Regions from separate parts of the Homo sapiens genome. Here region 1 is linked to region 2. Evidence: read pairs that join two places in POLR2A ChIA-PET (ENCODE). Cell type or tissue: OCI-LY7. All regions are shown on one strand. Each heading gives the region's core, and the rest is flanking DNA. Links, peaks and the distances in the headings are about the cores only.

Evidence for each region. ChIA-PET counts read pairs that join two places held together with the same protein. Peaks named below come from ENCODE experiments on the same cell type or tissue, not always from the same donor. Only the 100,000 strongest peaks of a DNase experiment are listed, where the experiment ranks them.
Region 1: POLR2A ChIA-PET joins it to region 2 with 7 read pairs; 11 of 35 experiments call an interaction of 5 or more read pairs at or near these places.

The regions. Positions count from the first base shown.
Region 1 is chr1:93,065,617-93,068,534 of GRCh38, forward strand. No RefSeq gene overlaps it. Among named protein-coding and RNA genes, the nearest start is that of MTF2, 12 kb to the right of the region's middle. In OCI-LY7, for the core only: no CTCF peak of the experiment used is centred there; no DNase peak of the experiment used is centred there.
Region 2 is chr1:93,013,540-93,016,457 of GRCh38, forward strand. No RefSeq gene overlaps it. Among named protein-coding and RNA genes, the nearest start is that of DIPK1A, 54 kb to the left of the region's middle. In OCI-LY7, for the core only: no CTCF peak of the experiment used is centred there; a DNase peak (open chromatin) is centred at 1,362; H3K4me3 peaks cover 923 bases.

The DNA.
Region 1 (2,918 bases), core at 144-2,643, 52 kb after region 2:
TTTCGCTATTCTAACCCTAATATTATCTCTTTTGAATGCATATAATAATTATAGTATTCACTTCACAACCTAGCATTTAATTATTTAATGCCTCTTACTGCTTCATGCATTGTATTTCCCCAATTAGATTAGATATTCTTTAAGGGTACACAGTAATCTAATAAATACATGTTAAACTACAGAAAAATATACAGTAGGCACTTAATGAATTATTGTTAAATGAATGAGTGAAACACTTTACCTCTTGCCTTTCCATTACTGACTTGCCCATTGGTATTTCTAGGATCTGAGTTGTTAGAAGAAAAATAGGAGAAGGCTGGTCGGCTTTTGCTCCAGTGAATGGTGGTATATAAGTATCCTCTGTCACAAATTCACCTAATTACTTTGGAAAGTTATCTATAGTCTTTTGGGAATCACTGTCATATTTATAATGCACTACCACTTGGCAACTAGTTACATAACTTCCTATGTTTCACTTATAGTCTCTCAAATCTTTTTGATAATTGCATGGCACACTTAGTTTTAAGAGCAATCTTATTTAAAGTAGCAAAAAGATATTCTCCTATTTCAATGAAGCAAAAAGATTTGTCATGACTAAAAGTACAATGAAATATTTTTATAGGCTGAGGTAGTATCAATGATAAGAATTTTGCTTTACCTTGCTATGAAGATTTTCTGTGATAAATGCTCCAAAAGTTTTAATATTGCTAATTTTGAAAGTTCTGGCCATTGGTGGCAATGGAGCCTGGGTGAGCTGGAGGTGCCTGGGGTATGGGGCAGTTGGGCCTTCCGGTCTTCAGAAAGGTACCATGTGAATAGTGGTCTTTGACCACTGACACTTGCCAGAGCTCGCATCAAGTGTGATTTGAGGATTAAGCCTTCCAGGGAGGGAGTGAGCTGGGAAACAGTTCCTAGCACCTGGGACCATCCTGTACCTAAATCTTTTCAGAGGGAGTCCAGAGTCCCCATAGGGATTTTCTCCACTAACTCTATTTCTGGAGCATCTAGATCCTGTCTGCCTCTTGTACATTATAGTCACCACTGAATGTATACAATTTTTGTTTTTTAAAGATGGCTGGGCACAGTGGCTCACATCTGCAATCTCAGTGCTTTGGGAGGCTGAGATGGGAGGATGGTTTGACCCCAGGAGTTTGAGGTGAGAGTGAGCTATGATTGCACCACAGCATTCCAGCCTGGCCAATAGAGCAACAACCTGTCTTTAAAGAAAAAAGAAAAGCTTTGTGGGCTGTTCAGATACCAAAGAATATCTTTGGGTAATTTTTAAAATTTTATGTAGGGTTAATTTGAGGATGCAGAAAGCACTCATCACTCCTAGAGGGCTTTCTACCTTTAGATAAGGCTGGAAAAAGAATAAAAGCTCTGGGCTAGGCACAGTGGCTGGCCCCTATAATCCCAGCACTTTGGGAGGCCAAGGCGAGCAGATTGCTTGAGCCCAGGAGTTAGAGACCAGCCCGGGCAATGTGGAAAAATCCTGTCTCTACTAAAAATACAAAAACAATTAGTCAGGTGTGGTGGTGGCTGCCTGTAGTCCCAGCTACTTGGGAGGCTGAGGTGGGGGGATCACCTAAGCTTGGGAAGTTGAGGCTGCAGTGAGCCGAGATTGAGCTACTACACTCCAGCTTGGGTAACGAGAGTGAGACCCTGTCTGAAAAAAAAAAAAAGAAGAAGAAGATGAAGATGAAGACGAAGAAGAAGAAGAGCTCTGGAGTCAGATTTATCCAAGACAATTTTAATTCCAGTTTTGCCACTGTGCTGGTCATTGTCTTTGTCCTTCCAGGTTGATTCTCTGTCCTTTCTTTGCCCTGGTCTGTGACCAGGCAAGACCGACTTCTCTGGTCTATATTACCCCAGCTCCCTTGCCCTCTGGCTTCTGGTTGGGTCAAGACACCATAAAGGCACCTTATAAGCTTACTGTATGGAGATCAGAGGGCACCAGGAAAGAAAGGTCAGAGTATTTATTGTCTACTTCATCCCCTATGGTTATATCCACTGCTAAAGTGACCAGGTTGGCCCAGCTTGCCCAGGACTTTCCTAATTTTAGCACTGAAAGTCCCACACCCAGGATGGTTGGTTGGTCACCTAATCTATTGGCCTTCTTTTCCAAGTTTCCAGCTTTAGCTGGGTACACATAAAAGCTCCCTCTCCTCATCTTCATTTCTTTACTTTCTCACCATCTCTCAACCCACTTCTGTCTCTACCGACATGATCCCACCATCCATCCTCTTCTCTTTTTGTGTGTTGGTTTATCTATCTTTTCATCTATTTTACTACTAATTTCTACATTGATGATTCCCAAGTATACATCTACAGCACTCCCCTGCCCTCATATTTGGAGGGCTGACATTTATTTAAGGCTTATTCTGTGCCAGAAACAGTTGCAAGGATTTTATAAGCATTATCTTATTTAATCTTCAGAGTGAGCTTGTAAGGTAAGTAATATTATTATCTCTATTTTAGCAGATGAGGAAACCAAACATTTAAAAGGCTAGAAACTGGTGGATTGCCAATTTTCAGACTCTGCCCTATGTGACTTCAGAGCTCCTACCCCTCAGGGAGACCCTGCCTGAGCATCCTCTGTGTTCTCCCTCCTTCTCCTGTTCTGGTTTCCCTGATAACACTCACCTCTGCCTGAAATTTTATGTATAACTATTTGTTTATTATTGCTCCAAGAGGATAAGCACTTTGTTTTCTTTGCCTCTGTATCATCACTATCTAGAACTGTTATTCTTAAACTTGAACATGCATCAGAATGATCTGAAAGGCTGGGAAAAACATAGATTGCTGGGCCCCACCCCCAGAGTTTCTTTCTTTTTCTTTTCTTTTTCTTTTTCTTTTTTTTTTTTTTGAGATGGAGTCTTACTCTGTCGCCCAGGCTGGAGTGCAGTGGTGCGATCTTG
Region 2 (2,918 bases), core at 288-2,787:
CCTGGCTTTGGGAATGTGGAGACTGATGATTCCCACATTTAGGACTCACATCAAAAGAGAAGCTGCTTGTCAGTTCTACTCCCTTCCCCACATTTGGTATGCAAAGGAGCTTCTCTGAGACCTTAGGACCCCAATGTATACCTGTTTTATATTTCAGACTCTTCTTAATGGTTTGTGAGCATGTCACAGTCTCTGTTAGTCTGGGATAGGGCATAATTATCTTTGTATTGTGGGAAGAACTGTGCTATAAGCTACTTAATATTCAGAGAGCAATTTGCAGGTACTCAGTTTAGTCACAAAGTCTGCTTAATGACGCTGAACATGAAAGTCTGGATTGTCTATTTCCAAGCTGTTATCCAGGCTGGCTAAATGACCCATCTTCCCTCTGGCCTGAACTCCAAGAGTAGCTGGAGTTTGGGGCCTGAAGTGAACACCTATAATCAGCTAGACCAGGGTTTCTTTTCCTGAACACTATCGACATTTTAGACCAGATAATTCTTTGCTTTGGGGGCTGTCCTGGGCATGGTAAAATTTTTAGCAGCATCTCTGGCCTCTATACACTAGAGGCCCATAGCACCACTCCTCCCCAACCAGTTGTGACAACCAAAAATGTCTCCAGATATTGCCAGTGTCCCCTGAAGAGTAAAATCGACCCCAGCTGAGAGCTGCTGACTGTGGACTTTGAGCTACTTGCCTGCTATCCTCCAGACTAGAGACTGATGTTTCCAAATTTCTCTTGCCTCCAGATTCCCCAGACTGAGTGGTGTCTTCTTTCTTTGAGCCTTAGCTTTGACTGTTTCTTCCTTTTTTGCCTGATAGTCGGTGGTCTCCTGGTTGCTTGAGTCACTTGGTCTCATTTCCCTCTGGCCTTGGATGACCTCACTGCTGTCCTGTTTCAACTCATAAACTTCTGGACTAACAAAAATAATGTACTTCCTGAAAGCCCAAATTTGCAACATTTATTCAATAAACATTTATTACTATATATTTTGCTCTAGTGACATGCTAGGATATGCTTGAGACTGTGGGGTTTATTGGCTAGAATTATGTTTCAATGCAAGTGACAGTGGCTTGAACAAGATAGTTTATCGCGCGTAGAAGTCCAAAGGGAGACAGGCCAGAACTGGTGTGGTGATCTTGTTCCATGGAGTTGATCTGCTGGGCTTGAATTCTCTTCTAAGATCACTCCATGGTCCAAGATAGCTGTTCACCCCCAGCCATCAGCTCCACCACCAAGCCAGAAGGAAGAAGGAAGGAATGGTGAAAAAAGCGAAATTAAGAAAGGTCCTTAAAGACTGCTATATAACACTTAAGCTTGCATCTATTTGCCTGAACTTAGTTACCAGGCCACACCTGTCTGTAAGGCAGGCTGAGAAAATGTGGTTTTGTTTCTGTTTTTGTTCTGAAACGGAGTTTCACTCTTGTCGCCCAGTCTGGAGTGCAACAGCACAACCTTGGCTCACTGCAACCTCTGCCTCCCGGGTTCAAGTGATTCTCCTGCCTCAGCCTCCCAAGTAGCTGGGATTACAGGCATGCGTCATCACACCCAGCTAATTTTTGTATTTTTAGTATAGACAGGGTTTCACCATGTTGGTCAGGCTGGTCTTGAACTCCTGACCTCAAGTGATTTGCCTGCCTCGGCCTCCGAAAGTGCTGGGATTACAAGTGTGAGCCACTGCACCCGGCCGGAAACATGGTTTTTACTCTGAGTGGCCATGTGACCCATTTAAAAACTGAGGGATCTAGTACAATGAATATTAGAGGACAATTGGAAGCCTCTGCTGCACGGAGGATACAAGGACACTTGGAACACACACCTACCCTCATGATGCTTTGGTACAGTAGCAGAATTAGTTGCACAGTATACACAACTACCTCTAGTTAAACTTGACTAAAATAACTTTTTTTCTAAAGGGGAAGGTGTAATTACAATAATGATAAAATGATAATGACTGTAAACTAAATATTAACCACATTAGGAAGAGGATACATGTTTATATTTGCACAGTTGTGACTGTCTACAGTTCTTCAGATCCTAAAATTTTATTCTACAACAAATTTGAGTTTAATTTTTGGAAGAGTTTGCCTCTCAGGAAATGCATACAGGAAACTCAATTACAAGTTTTTGAAATGTTGGAAATAATAATTATGAGTCACTTTTTATTATCTAGCAGTGGGTGTCAAATTAACTGCTGCTTTATTTTTAGCTATGTGATGTGTCACTCAGTATACATTCTCTAGAGGTTTGCATTAGTTGAAATATGAGAAAGATCTGCAGAGTCAATAGGGTTGCCAAGTCTTCATCAAAGATTATCCCAAACTGGTATTTTGGTTTTGGTACAAATTGACGTGTCATCTTACAGTGCCAAAAGTCATGACGACCAAACAGAGTGGAACTAAGGCAGCTTTTTTTCCAGTTTCCCCATGCTTATAAATCTTCCTCCTGGAGAATTTTATTTCTTAACAGTGCTATTCTAATGACCTCCATGAAGTGCTGATCCAATCCCAAGGCTCAGTTTTGAACTCTTTGAGTAGGAAGTAGGCGGTCTAAATGCAGATTAACAGAATTGCTTTGACTTTCTTTAGGAAACTTACATGGGGCAGAGTGAAGAGAAAGTTGACCTCATTTTATTACTTTCATAAAGGAAAAGCTTGGTGCTCTCCCATTCTATTCTGAATTCCTATCATCACTCATTCTTGGAATTGTTTAGGTAAACAAAGAGTCATAGAGGTACAGGGAAAAAATGCAGTGTGCTGGATGGAGACCTGATCCCTGATTAAGACAGAGGAGGTTGCTGGGGAATGCAGCAAGTGATAATGCCACAGATTTTCTAAAGCTTTGGGACCTCTAGAAGAGGAGCTGGAGTGAGGAACGGGTGAAAGCGGCTGCTGCAGCCAGAGTCAAAGGGCATGTGAGA